Regions from separate parts of the Homo sapiens genome. Here regions 1 and 2 are each linked to region 3. The links are chromatin loops, found by intact Hi-C in ENCODE. Cell type or tissue: psoas muscle. All regions are shown on one strand. Region 1 overlaps PRKCD (protein kinase C delta). Region 2 overlaps SFMBT1 (Scm like with four mbt domains 1). Region 3 overlaps STIMATE-MUSTN1 (STIMATE-MUSTN1 readthrough).

Evidence for each region. A loop is a pair of places that touch in the nucleus more often than their neighbours do. Peaks named below come from ENCODE experiments on the same cell type or tissue, not always from the same donor. Only the 100,000 strongest peaks of a DNase experiment are listed, where the experiment ranks them.
Region 1: a loop joins it to region 3, with 3.0 times the contacts of the local background. A loop is called at or near these places in 12 of 110 quality-filtered maps.
Region 2: a loop joins it to region 3, with 3 times the contacts of the local background. A loop is called at or near these places in 13 of 110 quality-filtered maps.

Annotation. Positions count from the first base shown.
Region 1 is chr3:53,191,671-53,199,670 of GRCh38, reverse strand. It overlaps PRKCD (protein kinase C delta), which reads right to left. Exons shown (of 19, transcript NM_006254.4): 19 at 6,954-7,563. The coding sequence ends at 7,405. Among named protein-coding and RNA genes, the nearest start is that of PRKCD, 34 kb to the right of the region's middle. RefSeq lists a silencer at 3,561-3,610 and enhancers at 5,204-5,498, 7,366-7,625. In psoas muscle, CTCF peaks have their summits at 3,352 and 3,552 (motif pointing right); DNase peaks (open chromatin) are centred at 3,610 and 5,010.
Region 2 is chr3:52,983,594-52,991,593 of GRCh38, reverse strand. The region is part of intron 1 of SFMBT1 (Scm like with four mbt domains 1); the gene reads left to right. Among named protein-coding and RNA genes, the nearest start is that of SFMBT1, 58 kb to the left of the region's middle. In psoas muscle, a CTCF peak has its summit at 4,411 (motif pointing right); no DNase peak of the experiment used is centred here; H3K27ac peaks cover 1,883 bases.
Region 3 is chr3:52,848,405-52,856,404 of GRCh38, reverse strand. STIMATE-MUSTN1 (STIMATE-MUSTN1 readthrough) reads left to right here. Exons shown (of 10, transcript NM_001198974.3): 2 at 961-1,009; 3 at 3,707-3,802; 4 at 6,492-6,613. STIMATE (STIM activating enhancer) reads left to right here. Exons shown (of 8, transcript NM_198563.5): 2 at 961-1,009; 3 at 3,707-3,802; 4 at 6,492-6,613. Among named protein-coding and RNA genes, the nearest start is that of MIR8064, 5.9 kb to the right of the region's middle. In psoas muscle, CTCF peaks have their summits at 4,674 and 4,873; DNase peaks (open chromatin) are centred at 4,914, 6,504 and 7,574; H3K27ac peaks cover 2,760 bases.

The DNA of each region.
Region 1 (8,000 bases), 340 kb before region 3:
CTGCTGCCTTTTTTGAGACAGAGTCTCACTCTGTCGCCCAGGCTGGAGTGCAGTGGCACGATCTTGGCTCACTGCAATCTCTGCCTCCTGGGTTCAAGGGATTCTCCTGCCTCAGCCTCCCAAGTAGCTGGGATTACAGGCGCCTGCCACCATGCCTGGCTAATTTTTTTTTTTTTTGTATTTTTAGTAGAGATGGGGTTTTGCCATATTGGCCAGGCTGGTCTCAAACTCCTGACCTCAAGTGATCTGCCCGCCTCAGCCTCCCAAAGTGCTGAGATTACAGGCATGAACCACCATGCCCAGCCACTGCCCTGCTCTTGAGCCGGGTCCCCACCCTCGGCTGGGGCGGCTGGCCTCCACCACCCACCTGCTGGAGGACATGAACTCTAAGGCCTTGGGCTTTGGTTATCTGCCACCGTTAGTGCCACAGGCAGCACTAGAGGCCACTCCTAACTTTACCTACTTCTTATCCTTGTCCCTCCTCATACCAGAGCAGGGGAGGGGAAAAGAGAATGAGAGGCAGGCTGTGCTGGGGTGAAGCGAGCACTCAGTGGACACTCGGTATTCACTCACCTGTGCTCATTCCTCAACACTGACTGGCCACACACCACGTGCTGGGCTCACTGTGGGCTTGCAGTGGGTGCAAAGGACACTGAGTCAGGATTCTGCCCTCTAGGAGGTAGCATGTTGGGGACCAGCTGGCTGTTCTCTTTGAGGGTCTCCCTGCATCCCTGCCACTACCTTCCTGTGCAACCCTGGCCCAACCCCTTCTCCTCTCTGGCCTCAGCTTCCCCACTGTGAATCCATGGATATCCTCACTACAGACCCATAATCTCCAAGGGTCCTTCCAGCTCCAAGTCAGCCTGCCTGTGCCCATCGTTGCTGCCCTCTGCTGTCCCTGCCTGCCACTGGCTCACTTCTCTCTTATTGGACCCTCTGAGGACAGGACCAGGGTAGGGAGCCCTCGTGTTCTCTGACAGTTCCTGAGCAAGCCCAGGAAAAGAAGGGAGAATGTCCTGTTGTCTCTACAGGAAACATGACAAGGGAACCAACTCGCAGATGGAAGGAGCCCCCATTCCAGAGCTGTAGGCCACATCACTCAACCTCTCAGAGCCTGGGTTTGCTCACCGGTAAAAGGAGAGAGTCCCAGCCGTTTCCTCACGGGGCTGTTGTGACGACGAACTGCAGGCAACCATGCAGGAAAAGCATCAAGCACAGTGCTTGTCCCAGGGTGTTCTGACATGGGCTCTCAGGCCACACACCATGAGTGCCAGGCACAGTCATGCCTGTTGAGTGATGCTCGTCAAGGTCCTGGCACACAGCAGCCACCTGTTCCATGAAGGAATATACAAATTTGGGAACAGAGCGCAGCACTGCCCACCCTACTCACAGCTCCTGCATCTACCACCCCAGGTGAAACTGATAGAAAGCTAAACTCCCCTCTCCTAAGAAGAAAAAGGAAAAGTACCTTCCCCAAAGCTCTGAGCTTTATCCAGTACTTAATGTGGGCTGAGCAGCAAATGTCAGGGCTTTCAGAGTTATGTATTTCAGGACAGAGACAGAGAAGAAATTAGGAGTCTTTGTATTAGTCTGTTCTCACACTGCTAATAAAGACATATCGGCCAGGTTCAGTGGCTCATGCCTGTAATCCCAGCACTTTGGGAGGCCGAGGCAGGCAGATCACCTCAGGTCAGGAATTCGAGACCAGCCTGGCCAACATAGTGAAACCCCATCTCTACTAAAAATACAAAAATTAGCCAGACGTGCTGGCAGGTGCCTGTAATCTCAGCTACTTAGGAGGCTGAGGCAGGAGAATGGCTTGAACCTGGGAGGCGGAGGTTGCAGTGAGCCAAAATTGCACCACTGCACTCCAGCCTGGGAGACAGAGCAAGACTCTGTCTCTAAATAAATAAATAAGGCCGGGCACGGTGGCTCACGCCTGTAATCCCAGCACTTTGGGAGGCCACAGCTGTAGGATCACCTGAGGTCAGGAGTTCAAGACCAGCCTGGCCAACATGGTGAAACCCCATCTCTACAAAAATACAAAAATTAGCCAGGCGTGGTGGCAGATGCCTGTAATCCCAGCTACTCAGGAGGCTGAGGCAGGAGAATCACTTGAACCTGGGAGGTGGAGGTTGCAGTGAGCCAAGATCGCGCCATCGCACTCTAGCCTTGGTGACAGAGTGAGACTCCATCTCAAAAAAATAAATAAATAAAAAATAAAATAAAATAAAGACATACCTGAGACTGGATAATTTATAAAGGAGTTTTAATTGACTCACAGTTCTGCATGGCTGGGGAGGCCTCAGGAAACTTACAATCATGGCAGAAGGTGAAGCAAACACGTCCTCCACGTGGCGGCAGCAAGGAGAAGTGCAGAGTGAAGTTGGGGGGGGCGGGGAATGTCCCTTATAAAACCATCCAATCTCGTGAGAACTCACTGTCATGAGAACAGCATGGAGGTAACCGCCCCCATGATTCAATTACCTCCCACTGGGTCTCTCCCACGATACCAGGGGATTATGGGAACTACAGTTCAGGATGAGATTTAGGTAAGGACACAGCCAAACCATATCAATCTTCTAAGCCCCACTTAAGAAGCCTGATTTAGGAACTGGCGTTCAAGTTCTGAAGACTTAAATCACTGAGGCTATGTGAAGGGCTGATTCAATCTGACGACCAGACTCAAGGAGTGCCCCAAACCTCACATGTCTGGCCTGATCTGGGCTGTGCTGACTCAGGCCTGGCTCTCACCTTTGGGGGCCTTTGTCCCCATTCCTTTCCTTTGCTGCCAGGTCTTGTATTTTCAGCTGCATGTATCTCCCCCTGCCCCAGCCTAAGGAGATAAAGTGCCTGGGAGGATGGTCAGCACTCAGGAAACCACAACCAGCTCCCCAGCCTCTGACACCACAGTCGTCCGGGATCACGTGCTGGGCACAGTCAGGGTGCAGGGGGGAGCTGAAGATCCCATCCAGCTTTGAGGGAGGCCGAGGAAGGGGCAGGTGCATGGTGAGCTCATGGGCACGGTGGCTCACGCCCGTAATCACAGCACTTTGGGAGGTCGAGGTGGGAGGATTGCTTGAGCTCAGGAATTTGAGACCAGTCTGGGTAACATGGTGAAACCCCAACTCTACCAAAAATACAAAATTAGCCAGGCAGGGTGGTACATGCCTGTGGTCCTAGCTACTCGGGAGGCTGAGGGTGGGAGGATTGCTTGACAAGCCCAGGAGGTCGAGGCTGCAGTGAGCTGTGATGGCACCACTGCACCCCAGCCTGGGTGACAGGTCAAGACCCTGTCTCTAAATAAATTAATAATAAATGGGGGAATGTGGCTGTGACGTTGGAATGGTTGAATTTAGGGCGGTCCGGAGATCCTAAAAATACCAGGGGGCTGTCTAGCTGTAACCTCCACGTCTCTGAACCTCTCCAAAATGGTCACCCAGTACCTCTTTATTGAAATATTTCCCCAGGGAGTAGTGACACGAAGTGAGAAAGCCGGCGCTCCCTTCCACGGGGGTCCTCCCCTCCTGGGGTCTGCGGCCTCAGCGCCCGCGAGCCTTCTGGCCGCCAGAGGGCGCTGTAGCCCAGCTGGGGCCGCGTGCTTTCCGCACCGTTCTTCCCTAGCCACCAACCCTCCGCCCGTGGTCCTTGCGCAGGCGGGGCGCAGGTTGTGGAGGGGATGCTCGGGCCTCTGCGGGCCAAGACTGGGCCATACAGGCAGGTGACTTCGCCTTCCAGGGTGTGGCCTGTTCAGAGTAGCATTTTCTGGCTTCACCAGGATGACTGGGCAAAATGCAGATTCCCCAACTGGCTCTGCGCAGGTGGGACCGCAGGGGCAGCTTTCAAAGTACTGATGCCCGGCCCTCCACAGATCACCGAGTAAGTAGACCAGGGCAGCCTGGCATCGGCTTCCAGTGACAGCCAGGGCTGAGACCCGCTGGTTAGAACTTGACATGGTACCAACACACGCTGAATTTGGGAGCCACTGCCTTAAAGGGACTTGGGGTCTCGGCAGTCCATTCATTCATTCATTCATTCATTCATCCATTCATTCATCCATCCATCCTTCCATCCATCCTTCATCTCTGCAGCTCTTTGCTGTGCCTGAGACCTTGGATGCCCTCACGAGCTGGCCTGTGGAACCACAGGGTAGAATCTGGCTGCATCTTTGATTCTCTCAATGTCTCTTTTTGCCGATCACTTGGCCCTGCACCACTTTCCACGCCAGGAGAGTATTTAACCAGTTCCCCGGCTGCTGGGCCTTCTGCTTGCTTCCAGTTTTTCCATTAATCCATGCAGTGGTGGGCTTCCTGGCAAGCCTTCTGGGGCCCTTGGGTGAAGTTCCCAGGTAGCTCTGCCTGAAAGGCACCACTGGGTCATGAGGCGGGTGCATTTAACCGCCCACCTGCGGTCCAGTTAGAGGACTTGCACTCGAAGTGCAGTGTGCAGTGGACAGGCCTGCTCTCCTGAGCATGTTTCATCCCACCCGGGCACGGGGTCATAGTGGCTGCTGTTTCCTATGCACCTAGTGCACGCTGAGCTCATGCCCTGCACTTAGAGACATCATCACAGTCCACGGCAGCCATCATGGTAATCCCCATTTTACAGTAGAGGAATTTAGGGCACTGGGAGGTTAAGTCATTTACTGAGGTCACACAACCAGGGACATGCACAGTTCGAACCCAGGGCTGTCTAGTAGCCGAGCTCATGCTCCTGCCTCCAGGCCCTCCTGTATCCATGCTGCTCGGCCCAGCACTGATGGGGCACCCAGCTCTGTTTGGCCCTTGCAGGGTCGGGGGTAGGCTGGCTGCTGCTCAAATACCTACTTGGCAGGTGGGAGGCAGAGGGCAGTCTGCCTGCTTCAGGGTCCCCAGGTCCTAGTGAAAGTGTGGTTCAGGGCCCAGCCTTAAGAGGCATTTCCTGAGGCTGCTGGGTCAAGCCTGGCACCCACCCAATGGCTGGGAATGGGCCTGGAATGGTGTAGCCTCCCAGGCAGTTTGGCAGTGTCCCCAGCAGCTGCTTCCTGTCCTGGGCTGCTTGAGGTGGACCTCACGGGCCCAGCCCCTGTCCTTTCCTGGGCTCTGCCTGGCACCACTGAGTAGTGGACCAACAGTCCTACAAGGGCCTGCCAGAGTCAGTTCCATGAGGCAGCAGGATTAATGGTCTGGTTTTACAGATGAGGAAACTGAGGCCCATGAAGGAACTCATCGAGTGCCTGGTATGTAGGTAGCGGAGTGGAATTCAAACCCCAGGCTTCTGATTCCAGGCACCATGTTCTTCCCACCACCCTCCACTGCCTCTGGCTGATAAACAACCTATTCCCCGGTTCCACACGGGAGGAAACGGCTCGAGTTACAAGGCTCCGCTTTGGTGCTTCAGGAGGACGCTGGGAGGCTCTGAGTTCAGACACCAACCACGTTTTTGTTCTAACCTCCCTCTGAATGGCTCCATGAGGGTTCTTGGGGAATGTGTGTGTTGTGGCAGAGGCAGGGAACAGGGGGTCTCCAGGCACCTCCTCTGGGCTCCTACAGCCCCAGTGTCCCAGAACAGAGCCTATGCCATGCTGCCAGTTCCTCCACGTGTGATCCCACAGGACAAGCACTTTCTGAGGTTTTCCCTGCTGTCCTGGACACCCAGGCTGGCCCAAGGCAGAGCAGGAATTCAAGAGGAAGGTTCCTTGAGAAGATAGGAGGTGGGGAGGAGAAGGGGACATTTGGTCTCTTTGGGGAGAGTTTGGCCCCCATCCCTGCAGCCCCCTCCCTGGGCCAGCACCAGCCCCATACCATCCCACCCTCTCCGGTTGTGGAAACTTGTACCTCAGCCCAGAAAAATGAACTTGCTGGAAGTCAGTTGCTTGGCTGCCCAGGCCAGCCAATCCGGTGCTAGGAGTGCCTCGCCCCCCTCTAGGGACAGAGGGCCAGGGCTGGACCAGAGGGGCTGAAGAGCAGGCTCTGCCTGAGACCGGTGTCCCAGACAGCAGGGCGGGAACAGAAAGAGGGAGAGGTAGCGAGGGAGGCGGAAGCAATGAAAAGCCAGGAGAGGGGGAGACATGGAAACGGTGGGGAGGAGGGCAGAGCAGACACACTGTCTCCAGCTGTGCACTCTTGGGGGGATGCCGGCACCTCCTGGTCTCCTGGAGCCATTCCTCACCTGCACGACAGGCACACTGGAGCATGTCTGTCAACCTTGGCCCAGTCACTCAGCATTTTTCCACCTTTCTCTCCCACCCTGCCTGTCTCTCCTTCCCCAGGTAGGCAAAAGCTGCTATGATATAGATTCTAGAATTTAGACACAGACTCCTCTGCGGCAAAGGCAGGGATAAATGGTAATGAGATGAGGAGTTACAGCTATGGTCTCCTTGCCTTGTCCCCATTTTAGAGGAAACTGAGCCTTTTTCTCCTTCTTTTTCTTCTTCTTCTTCTTTTTTTTTTTTTAAAGAGACAGGGTCTCGCTATGTTGTCCAGGTTGGTCTCAAACTCCTGGGCTCACACAGACCTCCCACCTCAGCCTCCCAAAGGGCTAGGATTATAGGTGTGAGCCACCACGCCCACCCAATACTGAGGCTTAAAATGATCAAGTGACGTGCCCACATCCTTTGGCTACTCTGTGATTTAAATCCAGATATGCTTGAAGCCTGAGCTGTATTTTCTTCCTCTCCCTTGTCCTCCTCCCTCATCTGGAGCCAGCCTCAAAGCCTCTGCTCATGTCTTCTACTTCTCTGCCCTTCCAGAGACAGCTACAGCTGGTCCCATCACCCCACAGAGACATCTGGGGCTCCCTGTCGCCACCCAGAAAAGCTGTCTGCCTTAGGCCCAGGGTCCTGGGGCCAGAGGAAACCCATAAATACAAACACATTTGCATGAAGGCCCAGCAGTTGGCTTCCGGGCCAGTGCTGCCAAAAGTGGGAGTGGCCACCACCAGCTTCCTGGGACAAACGTGTCCTGACAACCAGGTTGGTACTATTTGGTGTTTATTTAGACACACAAATAAACCTGGTGGTTCAAACAGCTTGTGCTCCTTTTTTTTTTTTTTTGTCATATATATATTTTTTTGAAAAAGATCAACATATCACCAGTCCCCCATGGTTTTTCTCTACTGAGCAATATATACAGCCTATTATATATATATATATGTCTATGTATATAATATATATTTTCAATAGATAACTACATTCAAGTAATGAAACACAGGATTTACAATTTCCCTCCGAAGGCAGAGGAAAAGCAGATTCACACACAGTTCACAGAGGAAGTACCATGAGAGCCCGGCCAGACGGCAGCCAAGGACGCTCTGGGGGCAGGGGCGGGGCCAGCAGCAGAAGTCACCACAGTCCCACTGGTGCTTATCGTGGGGAGCGGGCAGGTGTGGGTGGAGGGCAGGGCTAGCCTGATCTGTCCAGGAACCTCAATCTTCCAGGAGGTGCTCGAATTTGGGGTTCACAAAGGAGAAGCCAGCGAATGCAGACTGGTCCATGGAGTCGATGAGGTTCTTGTCGCTGTAGGAGAGGCGCGCCTTCTCGTTCAGGAACTCCTGGTCAAAGTTACTGTAGTCTCTGGGTGACTTCTACAAGCAGAGGGCAGGGGTGAGCGAACAGGACCTAGGGAATGGCCCTCCAGACACCCCAGGCTGGAGTCCCTGCAGGGCTGGGCCAGGCCAGAGCTGTCCTCACCCAGAACAGAAGACAGAGCCTCCCCTAGCAGCCTGAAAGGAGCCCCATGGGAAGGAGGCTGCCATTTCCCCAAGAGGATGAGGAAAGTGACCAGGGAGCTCTGGGCCTGGGTTAGGAGAGGTGGTAGCCTCTTGCTCAGAGACCACCGAATCACAGCCCAGGGAGGCTCACTTACCACCTGTTTTTGTGGGGACCACAAGCTAAGAATGGCTTTCACATTTTTAAATGGTTGGAAAAAAAATCAAAAGAAAAATATTTCATGACATGAAAATTAGGTGAAATTCAAATTTCACTTTCCATAAATAAAGCTTTTGTAATACACAACCATGCC
Region 2 (8,000 bases), 140 kb before region 3:
GGTGGGCGGATCACCTGAGGTCAGTAGTTCGAGACCATCCTGGCCAACATGGTGAAACCCGTCTCTACTAAAGATACAAAAATTAGCCAGGCATGGTGGCGCCTCCCTGTAGCCCCAGCTACTCGGGAGGCTGAGGCACGATAATTGCTTGAACCCAAGAGGTGGAGGTTGCAGTGAGCTGAGATTGTGCCACTGCACTGCAGCCTATGCAATAAGAGCAAAACTCCATCTCAAAAAAAAAAAAAAAAAAAGAAGTTTCAGCATGTGAATTTTGGGTGGGACACAACATTCAAACCACAGCAGGTAGGGAAGAATTCTCTAGAAAAGCACTGTAGGGTAATGGAGAGCTGTTATTTGAGGAAATGTTGGCACATGGGAATGGTGTGTACAACAGAACTGTTGAGGACTGTTGGACTGGGTGTTACTTATTAAAGTTTTCTCTAACTTTTAGAGTCACCAGCCTCAGTTATTCAGTGAAACAAAGAGCAATTTTAAAAAATCATCCAGGCAGCTGGCTTAATGTATGTAAAAATGCAGTGCTAGGTATAGTTGCTGAAGATACTATGCAGACGTTTGCAAATGAGACAGTAATGTGGGTGTAAAGTAGTTATTTGGGAAAAAATGAGCAAACAAAAAATGTTTATATGTTGAACTTCATTACTCATCATTTGAAGTGAAAAAATTATTCTCTTTATACTTCACCCCACTTCATTAATCTCTCTCCAAAATTGCAAGGTTGACATCACCCCATAGTAGTAATGTTTGTTCATTAGGTTTATTTCCTTGTTTTATGCGTAATATCTGAATTCCCAAGGCCAAAACTCCTTAGCTTTGATAATAGTATTTGTTAAAGTTGAGAAAACTTTTCCTTCCTTCCTTCTTTCCATCCATCCTTCTTTCCTTCTTCTCTCCCTCCCTTTCCTCTCTTTCTTGCTCAACTTTTTCTTGATGTTTTCAAAATATTAAGGTGGCTCTTTGAAGTTTAACAGTCCAACAGTCTGAATTTGTTTGACGTTTTGTTAAAGATTCCGAGAAAAGTAGTATTCTGGTGTTTGAATGGCTTATTGATTTTTTTTCTTTAAAGATTGCTTTGAGATGAAATTGAAGTAAACTTAAGACTTTGCATAGTTAGATTTGACATTAAGTCTCTTCAAGCATTTGGTTTTTGTTTCCAAGTGAGGAAGGACTGAGTGTTCTGTCATCTGACTCTGTGTCACAAAATTCCAAACTTGATGTGGCTGAGCCTGTGATACTCTTCAAAATACCATTTTGGAGGAATTTAATGTGAGTTAGACAACTGAGTCGAGTTGTCTTTTATACTTTAATAGAGAATAATACTGCATTTATCTCACATCCTATAAGAGAAAACTGAGGAAAAACCTTTTAATGACTTCGGGTGTATGCTTTGAGTTATTTTTACCTTTATGATGATGTTTTTCCTGAGTGAGTGGTTGTGTTTTGACCAACTAAGCCCATTTATTTTTTGAACATTTTAAATGCAACAATTAAAATGAACAACCCCTCCCAAGAAAAATCCTAAAAGACAACTAGCCTTTGGAATATATCCGAACAGTTTTAGTAGATGGTGCTGGAAATTTTTTCCCTTTGAAGGAGACATTAGTAACCAATTGTCTGCCTTAAGCCTACCTTTTTCGTTGTTAATTTGCAAATAATGAAGTTTTAAATTCTTGTCGGCCTGTTTGGATGACTTCAGACGTCTGTTTCAATGATAGTTTTGTCCAAGGCTGAAAGAAGTTATACATTATGTAAACACTATTTTTTTCTTTTTCTTTTTTTTTTTGAGATGGAGTCTAGCTCTGTCACTAGGCTGGAGTGCAGTGGCGTGACCTTGGCTTACTGCACCCTCTGTCTCCCAGGTTCAAGCAATTCTCCCAGCCTCCCAAGTAGCTGGGACTACAGGCGCGCGCCACCATGCCCAGCTAATTTTTGTATTTTTAGTAGAGACAGCATTTCGCCGTGTTAGCCAGGCTGTTCTCTATCTCCTGACCTCGTGATCTGCCCACTTCAGCCTCCCAAAGTGTTGGTATTACAGGTGTGAGCCACCACACCTGGCCTTATTTTTTTCTTATAAAACATGAACATTAGTAGGAATAGTTTTATGGAAGGCATGTTTCTTTCTTTCTTTCTTTCTTTCTTTTTTTTTTTTTTTTGAGATGGAGTCAGGCTGGAGTGCAGTGGCACAATCTGAGCTCACTGCAAGCTCTGGCTCCCGGGTTCACACACCATTCTCCTGCCTCAGCCTCCCAAAAGGCATGTTTCTTATAACACATGAAAACATGACCATTAGTAGCATAGTATTATTAAGGATTGAAAATTATACCAATAATTTTGTACTAAGCACTGTAAAGTGGAATTGGTAAGTCCTAATCTTAGAAAACTGGCCACCTTTGTAATATTGCATTTAAGTTCACAAAATAATAATTTAGTGGTAGGAAAGAAACCAAATTATTTTTAAGGAAAGAATAGAAAAGTGGAGAAAAGAAATCAGGAAGAGGAATCTTTCTGTTTAACAGGTGTAGAGATTTAACCAAAAATTTCTATATATTTAACATTAGATACTTTTGGTTTTCAGAGAATGTTTACATATGTTAGATTGAAAGGTGTGGGGGTACTGAAATCTATAAAAACAACTATTAAGGTGTGACTAGGGTCTAATACTAACCAAACAGAAGGCTGCCAAGTGTCCTGCTGCGCTTTGGAAATAACAGGTAAGTAAGTAGACTGCTATTCTGCCAGTTAGGGTTTTGGTTTTACATCTTGCATATAAGTCTGTTTAGATTCCTAATTAATTATCATAACCTAGGCTGGTTTTTTTCCTCATGTCCATTTAACTTTTTGTGCCAAATTATTTTACAGATTTAATGTGTTACGTAGTACATCTCTAGTAGTAACCAGAGATTTACTCCTTTTTTGGAAGCACTTACTTTAAAAGCTCCTGAAGAGTTGTTTTGTGTTCTAAATAATTTATACTTTTTCTAAATAACTAATACTTGTTCCTAGTATCATTGTTGTTAAATGTTCAGCATGCCTCTTAGGTATTGGCTCAGTGTTTTGCAGCAGACATTCACCATTGTGTTTCCCCGAGGATACCCTCGCAGCAGCATTACCCTGGAGTTGGGAGGCGTTCTTGAGGGACAGGTTCTTGAGGTGTTCTTGAGGGACTGACCTGTATGGTTGCCTGTCGTGATTTTTGAGGGGTGGTAGCCTATCCAAAAGTTCTCAATATTTATAACTGATAATCTAGTTCTTATAGGGCCTTAAACTTAAAAAAAATTCCAGTGAATTAATTGTACAGCATATGTGTCTATAGTCTAGGCATCTTTAAATTCTAACATAGAGCTTTTAAAAATGCTTGTATGTTTAATGTAACAATACAAAGCAGCAAAATCCCCAGAGCATCCTCTCTTATAATCACGAGTTAAAGTTTGGTGAGTGATTGGACCTCCCAAGGGTCTCTCTAAGTCAACCACTATAACTTCCCCTCAGCTCTCTTCTGGGTTGAGGCAGAGCCTGTTACTCCGTTGGGGAAAGACTTTGTTTTTTATGCTTTCCTGATGATTCTGACATTTTTGATGATGGCTGTTTATTACACTGATTTTTTTAGCCTTTTGGCTAAATTCAGTGTTATTCCATTCTTAATTCAGTGTTATTCCATTCCATTAAAGAATTAATAAGGAAATGTGTTTTAATTTAAAAATGTGTACTGTATCCTTTCATATGAATTAATCTGTTTTAGGGCCCTACTAGAATAAGATTTTAGAAGCTTATAGATGGCAGCATCTGTCTAGGTGCCATCCAGACTCTTGGTTACTCACCATTCTAAGCAGAACAGTATGGAACTTAGAAGTTAAATGAATGAATGAATAAAACAACTTGAGCGCAGATCATCTAGGGCCATCACTCTATGGTATAAGACATACCTCACAATTATCCTTGTATTCTCTGAGCTCCAAGAAAAGCCCCAGAGCCCAGAAACACTAAGGAGCTCAGGCTTGGGATCAGATGAGGGTTCAAATGCTGCCCCTGCTGCTTCCTATCTACAGTCATGCATGGCATGATGGTGTTTCAGTCAATGGTGGCCTGTATATATGACGGTGGTCCCATACAGTTATAATGGAGATGAAAAATTCCTATGGCCTAATGATGATGTAGTAGCCATCCTAAAGTCATAGTGAGATACCTACTCGTGTTTGTTGTGGTACTGGTGTAAATAAACCTGCACTGGCAGTTGTATAAAAGCATAACACATACAGTTATGTACAGTACATAATACTTGATCATAATATATAACTGTGGTTTATTTACTGTACTTTTAAATCATTATTTTAGAGTATATGCCTTTTATTTATTAAAAAAAAATTAACTGTAAGCCAGCCTCAGACAGGTCCTTCAGGAGGTATTCCAGAAGGAGGCACTGTTATCAAGGAGATGGCAGCTCCATGCATGTTATTGCTCCCGAAGATCTTCCAGTGGGACAGGATGTGGAGGTGGAAGACAACGATATTGATGATCCTGGTCGTGTGTAGTCCTAGGCTGTTGTGTTAGTTTTTAACAAAAAGTTTTAACAAGTAAATAAAAAGTTAATAGAAAAAAGTTATAGAATAAGGATATAAAGAAAAAATATATATATTTTGAGATGGAGTCTCACTCTTTCGCCCAGACTGGAGAGCAGTGGCACGATCTCGGCTCACTGCAACCTCCACCTCCCGGGTTCAAGCGATTCTCCTGCCTCAGCCTCCTGAGTAGCTGGTATTACAGGCACTCGCCACCACACCCTGCTAATTTTTTTTTTTTTTTTGAGACAGAGTCTTGCTCTGTCACCAGGCTAAAGTGCAGTGGCGCGATCTCGGTTCACTGCAACCTCCACCTCCCAGGTTAAAGCGATTTCCCTGCCTCAACCTCCCGAGTAGCTGGGACTACAGGCACCTGCCACCATGCCTGCCCGACTAAGTTTTTTTTTTGTATTTTTAGTAGAGATGGGATTTTGCCATGTTGGCCAGGCTGGTCTCAAACTCCTGATCTCAGGTCACCTGCCCACCTCGGCTTCCCAAAGTATTGGATTACAGACGTGAGCCATGGCGCCCGACCAAAAAAATATTTTTGTACAGCTATACAGTGTTTGTATTTTAAGCTATGTGTTATTACAAGAAAGTCAAAAAAATTTTAAAAATCAAAAAGTTTATAAAGTTACAGTAAGCTAAGGTTAATTTATTATGGAAGGAAGAAAAGTATTCTTAAAACAAATTTAATGTGGCTTACATGTGCAGTGTTTAGAAAGTCTACAGTAGTATACAGTAATATCCCAGGCCTTCACATTCACTCACCACTGACTGACTCACCCAGAACAACTTCCCAGTCCTGCAAGCTCCATTCATGATAAGTGCCCTATATAAGTGTTCCATTTTTTATCTTTTTTTTTTTTTTTTTCCTGAGACGGAGTCTCACTCTGTCTCCCAGGCTGAAGTGTAGTGGCATGATCTCAGCTCACTGCAACCTCCACCTCCCAGGTTCAAGCAATTCTCCTGCCTCAGCCTCCTGAGTAGCTGGGACTACAGGCGCCCACTACCACACCGAGCTAATTTTTGTATTTTTAGTAGAGACGGGGTTTCACCATGTTGGCCAGGCTGGTCTCAAACTCTTCACCTCAAATGATCTGCCCACCTTGGCCTCCCAAAGTGCTGGGATTACAGGCGTGAGCCACCTCGCCTGGCCTCATTTTTTATCTTTTATGATATATTTTGACTACACCTTTCCTATGTTTAAATATGTTTAGATACACAAATACTTACCATTGTGTTACAGTTGCCTACAGGTTTGTAGCCTAGGGGCAATAGGCTACACCGTATAGCCTAGGTGTATAGTAGGCCGCACCATCTAGGTTTGCGTAAGTATACCCTATGATGTTCGAATAATGACAAAATTGCCAAACAACAAATTTCTCAGAACATATCCTCATTATTAAGCGATGCATGACTGTGTATGAACTGACATGTTAACTTTTCCTCATCTGTAAAATGGAATTATCATTGTATGAGTTAAGCAGAATAGGATTAAATAAAAGATTATTAAAAAATAATAAACACTTAAATATTAAGCTTACCATGTGTTGGACAGTGTTCTGTGTGCCTAATTATTTAGTATACAATACATAAAAAGTGCCAGGCACATACATAGTAGGTACTCAAATAATCTTTTCTTTTTTCTTGATAAATGGTTAACAAGCATTTGTTCTGTTGAGATGAAGTTTCTGATCTGTGACTTGACATGAGAAAGCTGAGAAACAGCAACCATGAAATTACAGAATAATTTCAAGTCTTTTCATAACTGAACATGGTCTTTTCCTATAATCTTTTTATAATACTATTGGAATTGGTATGTTTTGACAGTGCTTGTGTTGGTGAATCAAATAGCTCCTGATTTAATCAGAACAAAGACATACTGTTTCAACATGTGCTCATGTTACTGGCTCCCATAAATAAAGCATTTAATTGATGAAAATGTAATCATATTTGAACTCTGGAAGAGCTACCGTTCCAGCCTATAAGATAATATAAGGATAAAGAATGATTTTAAATGCTTTTGACATATTCTGGTACAGTGAAAGATAATTTCAAAACTGCAATTTAGTCGTCTTGGTATCTGGCAAAGAGGAGGTGCTCAATATCCTGGTACTAATCAGTAATTGCTAAGGAAGCCGGGCTGCGAAGTGGTCATACTTAGCCAACTGTGGACCAGGGATTTATAGGGTGGTCAGCCTGATATTTCCAAACTCATTATAGTATGAATCATTATAGTATGAATAGACACACACACACACACACACACACACACACACACACACACACAGTATTTAGTATAGTATTCAGTATATATTATAATAATATATATTACCTATATTCAATATAGTATTCATTATAGTATGAATTTTTAAAGATTATTTATGCCTGAGATTATTGAAAGACATACATTAAAGAAAGCTAGAAAATTTGTCATTGAAGTGCCTGTATTGGAAAGTATGTGGGTGTTGAAATTGGAATGTTAAAAAACAAGGCAGCATAAATTACTGAATTGCTATGGGGAAATGCCTTCAAGGCTGATTGGTAAACCTAGAGAACGTGAAATGTAAGATGGGATTGAAGCCAACAAGGAGGTTCCCAAGGGGCAAAAAAAAAAAGAATTGGCCCCATTCTTGCTGTCTAAAAAAGTTTTTTATGATGTTCAAATGAAGCATCGTGGGTGAAAAAAAGCTTATAAATTGGAGACACTACACAGATAGTAATTATACTTTTGTTGATTGAAAACATTTTCCTGAAAACTCCAAGAACAAACCTTTAGTGGTGAGGGAAGTAATCATATTGCCCTATTTTGCACTGAAGCTCATCATAATTTTTCTTCCTCAAACCATTCCTACTTCAGACTTCCCTTTTTCCATAAGTGGCAGTTCTATCCTTCCAGTTGCTTAAGCCAGAAACTTCAGTCAGCCCAGATACTGCTCTTTCTCTCATACACCAAATCCATCTTACATCTTCCTCCACATTTTCACTTCTCCTGTCCTAGACCTAGCCACCAACACCTTTCACTTGGATTATTCTGTGGTCTTTTTAGTTGGTCTTCCTGCTTCTGCTCTTGCTTTCTTCTCACATAGCTGCAGAGTGATCCTTTTAAAAGATAAATCAAATTATGTTCCTCCTCTGCTCAGAATCCTTCAATGGCTTCCCCAAAGCCAAAATCTTCACAGCAGCCTGCAAGTTCATATAAAATATGACTCCCTGATAGCTTCCTGAGTTCATCTCCTAGCATCTCTGCTGTGATCATTTTGTTCCAACCACTGTGGCCTCAAATACGCCACACAAGCTCCCACTTCAGAGACTTTGCTCTTTTTGTTTTTCTGCCTTGAATATTCTTCCGCACGTACCCACATGGCTCACTTCCTCATTTCCCTCTGGTGTTGTTTTGTGTTACCTCAACACTAAGGCTTT
Region 3 (8,000 bases):
CCGGCCATAGAGCTGCCTTTCTAAAACTTAGTCCCAACATGTCTTTGACTTTGCTTAGAACTCTTCCCTGGCTTTTCGTTTCCTGCAGGATTCATTCTAGTTTCCTTGGCCCAGCATTCAAGACCCTCCCTCATTTGGCCCCTGCTCAATTTGTCACCCTGCTACCTGCCGCTCCTCCAGGAGGTTCTCTTGTTACCTATTGTGTTAAAGCCAAATTAAATGAGGCCAGACACACTCTGCCATGCTTTGTCCCTGTACCTGTTGGCTTGTGATATTTCCCAGAATGTATCTTTTCTCCCCTCCCTGATCCATTTGCCAAATTCTTACCCAGCCTTCAGGGCTTGGCTTGACCGTCCCCCATCAGTAAAGTCTCTTCTTCACTGGAAGATGGAAGATACACAAACACTTCGGTCCCCACTGTGGGGTTGGCCATCCTTCCCTTGTGCCATCGTTCTGCGACAGACTTCACTCTTCTCTAGCACGTGTCACACCGTATGTGATATGTACGTGTCTAGCCCCCTGGTTGCAAGACAACTGGTTTTACCTTTGTATCCTTAGTGCCTGGGTTGGAGTAGGCACTCAGTAAACGTTTGAGTTGATGATGGATTTGTCCTTGGATAGAGCACATCCTGAAGTTAGAAGCAGCTGCGTTCCGCTTTGTCATTACCAATCCTTATCTGAGTGAGCCTTGTGTGTCACAAAGGGAAAAATACAGTTTTCCACATGCTATGAGGAGTCCTTCTCCCTAAGTGTCCAGTTCTAAAGAGTCCATACCAATCATCGGCAACACAGGACCTCAGTGACCTTCGCAGGGCTTACTGTATGTTGTTACATGTTAAAAGAGTGTGTGTATTACCTTGGTTATACACACAGTGAGTAGACTGATAACCCAGCTTGTTATGTGCATCTTGCTTTATGTAACTTCTTTGGAAAACTACTGATGTCTGTCTTTTCTTTCAGTCAAACGCTTCAGAGAACCAAAGCATGAAAGACGTCCGTGGAGGATATGGTATGTGTTTAGGTATTAGTTCATTCTGGAGTGCTTTTGACTATGTTGGGGGTCTTGGGGCTGGGGGTGGGGTATGGTGTTGGAGTGGGGAGGGCATGGAATGTGAGAAATGATACATAATATAATGTATGTGGAATCCCTGAATTAAATTCATTAGGAACTGTGTATATTATGAAAGCATTTTTGTTTCTCCAGGTAACTTTTGATCCTACCTTTATTTTAGAATCACTCTGCTTCCACTTCTAGAAGATGGAAGATACACAAATACATCAGTCCCCGATGCTGGCTCCTTCATCTATGTCTACCTGTTGTTAGATTTGGTTTAAATTCCTGGATTCTGTGTTCTGTATGTGCAAGCAAAAACTAGCCTAAATTTGGAGATCAAACATAGCATATAAACGCTCCTCTCTCCAAACGAGTCTTTCTTGGTCCTAGCATAAAGGAAAACTATTTCTCTACTCAAAATACTTCTGACACCAAATATATGAGGGTTTTCTTCCCCCAGCATCAACCAGCTTTCCAACTCTGCAAATACCACTTGGGTGTCCCATAATTTAATTCACTTCTGACACTTAACTACCTGGAGTTAGAACAGAATCCACAGGTTAAGGGCTCAGTCCCACAAACTGCCCCCTTCTTCATGCCAGTTGCAAGTAGTGGGGTCCTCAGGGTATCCACATTTCTGTCCAACTTTGCTATAAAGTCAGGGGTTCCCACAACCCCCACTTCCCCGCTAAGGTTCAGTAATTTGCTAGAACGGCTCATAAAACTCAGGGAAACATTTACTTACATTTACTGATTTATTATAAAGGACACAGATGAACGCTAGATGAAGAGGTGCATAGGGCGAGGTCCAGAAGTGTCCTGAGCACAGGAGTTGGGGTGTGCCCCCTTCCCAGCACATGGATGTGTTCACCAGCCCGGAAGCGCTCCAAATCCCATTGTTTAGGGATTTTTATGGAGGGTTCATCATGTAGGCATGATTGATTGTTAACTCAGTCTCCAGCCCCTCCCTTCTCCCTGGAGGGTGGGGGATTAGGGCTGAAAGTTCTAAGTTTCTGATCATGACTTGGTCCTTTTGGTGACTAGCCCCATCCTGAAGCTATCTAGGAGCCCACTAAGACTTCCTTCATTAGAGCAAAAGGCTCCTGTCTTCCGGGAAATTCCATGAGGTTTAGGTGCTCGTATCAGGACCAAGGCCAGAGACCAAATACTAGAACAAAAACTCCTCTTAGCACCTGTGTTACTCAGGAGATTACAAGTGTTTTAGGAGCTCTGTGTCAGAAACCAGGACAGAGACCAAATACATATATTTCTTAAATAGACTTTGATATATACATCAAGCATATATTTATTTCACAGATTATGATCCTGCAGTCACAATTTTTCCTTCGTGAAATGGTGGTAAAGCTTCAGAAGTAGGTTCTAAAGACAAAACTCCAAAATAATACATCACTTGGAAGGATACAGTCAGCTCTTCAAGACAGCACTGTGTCCACAAGAAGCTGCCTGTTTTAGGCTGCCTTGGGCTTCTACATTTCCTAACAAAATAGCCATTTTATCCTTCAGAGGAAACGTCAGTAATCACTGTGATAAAATTATTAAGCGTGTACTTGTTCTTAAACGTGTTGCTGGCGAATTTGATAATTCTTTTTATTTTCCCCCCGTTGATTTTTCTCAAACCCTGTTAACTTTAGAATGTGTGACTCCCACCTCAGGGCTGGGGCAGGACCTGGTGGGAGACCTAGCTTTGGGGCTCTCTTGAGTCTTACATACGTTGTCCTTTGGTAACTCCTCCTTTGCAGTGAGTCTAGGGAATGATTTTCCAGCCACCGTCGCTGGGTTGGTCTGGATAATCTCTGCAGTCCTGAGACCCTGCCCAGCTGGGCGGCTGTGAGAGACAGCCATGACCAAGAGGTGCCTCGACCACAGAGGAGAATGGCTACCTGGTGCTGGTGGTGGAGGACATACTGAAGGCACACGCTGTCTCCACCATGCTCCTGTCACATGGGTCGGGGTTAGCTCCTCTCAGAGATTAACACCCTTGTTTTTTCTTTTTTGAAATGCTTACCATCTAGTCCAGGGGCTGGCACACTACAGCCCTCAGGCCCGGTGTGTATGATTGGAATAGCTGTGTCTATGACTGCATCATTCTCTAGCGGCAGGGCTGAGGAATTGAGACAGAGATCATATGGCGCACAAAACCTCAAATATTTATTCTTTGGTCCTTTACAGAAAAAATTTGCCTACCCTGATCTAGCCCATTGTTTAAATGGCAGCAGCTGAAATTTCTTTAGGGATCCAGCTGCAGTACTGGATTTGTGCACGTCTTGTTAATTTCACACATAATTTAGCTCATTGTGAGTGAAGTTGAATGGGAGCTCTTTAAAATAGAGGCACCTTGGGCTTCATCACAAAGCAGCGATTGAGCATTTTATTTTGAAGTAAGAAAAAAATTTAAAACGTATTTTAAATATCAATCCTTGACCTTTTAGGGTTTTCAAAGGCAGTGTTATTGAAGGCTTTGAAAGGTGGCTGAGATGCCAAGCCTGAGTTAGTGCTCAAGGCCCCAGGAAGAGATAACCAGTGATTGGAAGGTTGGGGTGGCTTTCTTCCTGTTTCAGTCTTCTCGTTTTCCTCAAATTGGATATTGCGCTCCTGTCAGGCTAATAACCAGTGCTGGTTTATTTTGTACAGGTTTTTAGACACTTCCAAACAAGCCATAGGAATGCTGTTCATCCACTTTGCAAATGTATACCTAGCAGATCTCACTGAAGAGGACCCTTGTTCACTGTAAGTGTTCCCTATTTGAGTGCAAACATCAGCTGCCCCTCCATTGAAAATATAGGCTGGCCTTGCTTTCTGCTGCTGGTCCTGCTCCCTCTGGCTTGGGGAGAGGGTGCTCCCCTTTTCCTCTGTGCTCCTCTGAGAGACCATCCTGTACATGCTGTCCTGGAGCTCACTTACACAGCTATCAGTTGGCTTGTAGGGCTTTGCGTGTTGACACTTTCCCCATGCACTGGCTTTCTGTTCATCAATCCAAGTTCTGTCCTTTGATTTTCTAGTGTCCTTATGTCTCCCAGTTTCCAAGCCGCCCCTGGCAAGGAAGGATAATGCCCTACAGGAGTGTCTCTGCTCTGGAACCAGGACACACCAGGGCTTCTCTGTGGCGTCAGCCATTCAGGGTCAAAACTGTTGTTGACCCTCATTGACCTCTTCCACCTTATCATTGCAATGTGCCTTCCATGCAGCCCCCAGAGCAATCCATCTGTGACCTCAATCCGGCCATGATATTCTGTCCTCCTTGCTGATGGCACCCACATAGTGCTTCTCTTAGCAGGTGGAGTGGCAGAGGAGGCTTGCCTACCTCATCCTGGCCCCATCTTCTGCCTCCCTTTGTCCTCATAGCAGCCTGCCATATATTAATGGAGACTTTGATCATCCCCATTTTACAGTGGTGGAACTGAGGCACAGAGAGGTTATATATACTGTAAGTTCACACCGCTCAGGAGTCATGGAGCCCAGCCAGTCTGGCTTCCAGGGCCCACATGATGCTTTGCTGTCTGTCAGAATCATCTGTGTTGAGGATGGAACATAGAACTTTCTCTCTTTATTCCCAAGGCATGGCACACAGTAGGCTTGTAAATGTTTGCTAAGTGAATGAATGAAAGTAAGGTCTGTATGTACATCACATGTCCTTGTTCTCGCAGGCGTGAGATGCTTTGGACACAAAGTATCTGAGAGCAGCATAGCCTCAGGCCAGAGGGAAATTGCCTTGGAAGCAGTTGCTGCTCCTGCCATCTCTGGTCTAAGAGTGACCCCTTGTGATTTTACAGAGGAAGGGCAGGCAGGAGAAATGCCCCCTCCCTCTTTTCACTGGTTTTCCTGCTGACCTACCCTAGCACAGGCTGCGCCCTCTGGCATCAGAGTGCTGTGTGCACATCACCAAAGCTCCAGCCCAGGATAGGAGGCTGTGAGACTACACAAAATGTCTCAAGCCTCAGCAACTGGAAAGCTCACCACACCTGGAGTGTGTGGTGTCCTGCAGCTTACCTGCAAGGATTTCAGAGCCACATGGTATCGTAGAGGGTCAGTACTGGACCCAGTGCCCTTGTCTCCCACTCTGTCTACCATGGAGAGCTGGAGCTTGTGGTCAGCAGTGCTCAGCTGGATCTGGGTACAAGGCCCTCAAGAGAGGGTGAGTGGAAAAGGGCCTTTCTTTGGTGAGAGAAAAAATTTTGTGTCGGATGGAAACAGACCGTACAAGAACACAGTTCATGTGGTATGCCCTTCAGAGCCTCCTCCTCTCACTCCCCCAGTTATCTTGCCTTTTCCCATGGGGAGTAAAGCTCGCTCTTTAAAGTGTAGGCCGGGCACGGTGGCTCAGGCCTGTAATCCCAACACTTTGGGAGGCCAGGGTGGGCATATCCCTTGAGGCCGGGAGTTCAAGATCAGCCTGGCCAACATGATGAAACCCTGTCTCTACTAAAAATACAAAAATTAGCTGTGTGTGGTGGTGGGTGCCTGTAATCCCAGCTACTTGGGAGGCTGAGGCAGGAGAATCACTTGAACCCAGGAGGCGGAAGCTGCAGTGAGCTGATTGCACCGCTGCACTCCAGCATGGGCAATAGAGGGAGACTCCATCTCAAAAAAAGAAAAAAACAGTGTAAAAATATTACTTATGCTTGACTGCAGATGGGGATGGGCGAAGGCCATGTTGCCCTGTCCTCTTTGTCTGCGAAACCCGAGAGGCTGTTTTCCTGAACCTCTCTGGTGCAGCAGCACTGTTCTGGGCCTCCTGGGCTGGACTGTCAGGGAGTGAGCAGAATCATTGCCTAGGTGTTTCTGTCATCAGTTAAGTTCTGTTTCCTGTTGATTTCCCTGGCTGCTTCCAGGTACTCTGTCTTCCATTGAACCTTCGCCTGGCAGAAGCACTGGCAGGTTTTTGTTTTGTTTTGTTTTTTTGAGACAGAGTCTTGCTGTGTCACCACGCTGGAGTGCAGTGGTGCAATCTCAGCTCACTGCAACCTCCACCTCCCGGGTTCAAGTGATTCCCCTGCCTCAGCCCCCCGAGTAGCTGGGACTACAGGTGCGCGCCACCACGCCCAGCTAATTTTTTTGTATTTTCAGTAGAGACAGGTTTCACCGTGTTAGCCAGGGTGGTGTCTATCTCCTGACCTCGTGATCCACCCGCCTCGGCCTCCCAAAGTGCTGGGATTAGAGGCGTGAGCCACCGCGCGCAGCCAGCACTGGCAGTTTTAAAGTGTCTTTGTCCCTCACTCACCTCCCTCAGGTGGTCGCACTCCTGATGAGCTTCAGCACATGGTAGTGACAGCTACACTGGCACATGAGGGCTCCCAGCCCCCAGAATGGGCCCAAACAAATGCTGGGTCCATCCGCTTCCCTCAGGCCACCCTGCATCAGCCATGACCTCTGGCCCCGTGGCTTCTGCCGTGACCATGCATGTGCCCTGTCCTCACAGGTACCTCATCAACTTCCTCCTGGACGCCACTGTGGGCATGCTGCTCATCTACGTGGGGGTGCGCGCCGTCAGCGTCCTGGTAGAGTGGCAGCAGTGGGAGTCCCTGCGCTTCGGCGAATATGGTAATATGCTGTGGATGCCGGACAGGGCGTGAGGGAACTGCTGGAGGTCTCTGCTCCTTGCCCCATGCGGCCCACCAGGCAAACAGATCCAGAAATGGCTGGGGAGCTGCCATTGTCTTCTCTGTGTGGTAGAGGGGGCTGTTCTGGGTTTGAGCACACCCTCCTGTGGGTGTGGGTGCCTGCTTTACCACCAAGGCCCTCACCTTATGGCAGGGAAGGTGGCAGGAGGCAGGAGACACTAGACACAGAGAGAGGGCTGAATGTCTGCTCCTTCTAATGGAAGACACCAGCAGTCCCACACACAGGCCCGCAGGGACTCTTCGTTCTGCCAAGCTTCCTGTAGAGCTCACATCACCTGCCTACCAGGTTAAAGAGATGGGGCAGCTCTCATTTTTCGAAGGTGTTCAATAACGAGGTGGCAAGCCCTGCCCCTCTTTCTGCTGCACATCTGTGCTTGTCCTGTTGCTAGGCCATTCCACACGGCTGGTACTGGAGGGCACCTTCCTCAGGCCCTCACTGCCCTCTGAGGTTTCAGGACAGAGTTAGGGGTAACATCAGCTCTCTCCCACCCTCACAGCTGGCCCCAGGTGTCTGCAGACAGAAGCTCCTCTTCCAGGTGGATCAGTATCAGTGGAGCCTTTGCCTTGAGAGGGCCACAGAGGACAAGAGGGAGGGAGAGCGGATGGAATTCGGGATCCCCACTCTCCTGTCCTGGTCATGCCTCCCAAAGAGCTCATGGCTGTGGGCTCAAGGGCCACTCACTTCTAGATGGCTGAAGATTCACAAGGCACTGACAGTTTAAAAGGGGAGCCAATTCATGGAGCTGGCTATGAGTACCTTGGATATTTCCAGAAATGTTAAGTAATTGTTTGTCTCCGTTGAGGGGAGATGAGCTCAGGGCAGGGCTTTTCTTAGCCCCGTACTTGATGCCTGATGAGTCACTGACTTAAGATAGTGTCCAACACACAGCTTGTGCCTCCTATGGCTCCAGGGAAGGCTTCTGAGAAGCTGCGAGTCATTGAGTCCTCAGCTGCAGAACAGAAATGGACCACAGTCGGGGGACCAGCACAGCATCATCGTCATTTATAGAATGGGCACCCAAAGGAGTTAAGTGACGCGCAAAGCTCACCCAGCCAGTGCATGGCTATGGGAGCCTGGGCCTGCTGCACCAGGATACCTAAACCCTCCCACCACCCCCACAAACAGTGCTCACAACTACTTTGCAGTTGAGATCCCTTCTAGAAGGTGTGGCTCCCAGCTCTACTATAGCTGACCAGTGCTAAGGTGAATCCACTGGTCACCACTAGTCTGTCAGGTGCCACTCAGTGACCTGGGAGTGAAGATCAGGTCTGGTTCGGATACATCAAGCATTAACGCTACCAGCTGT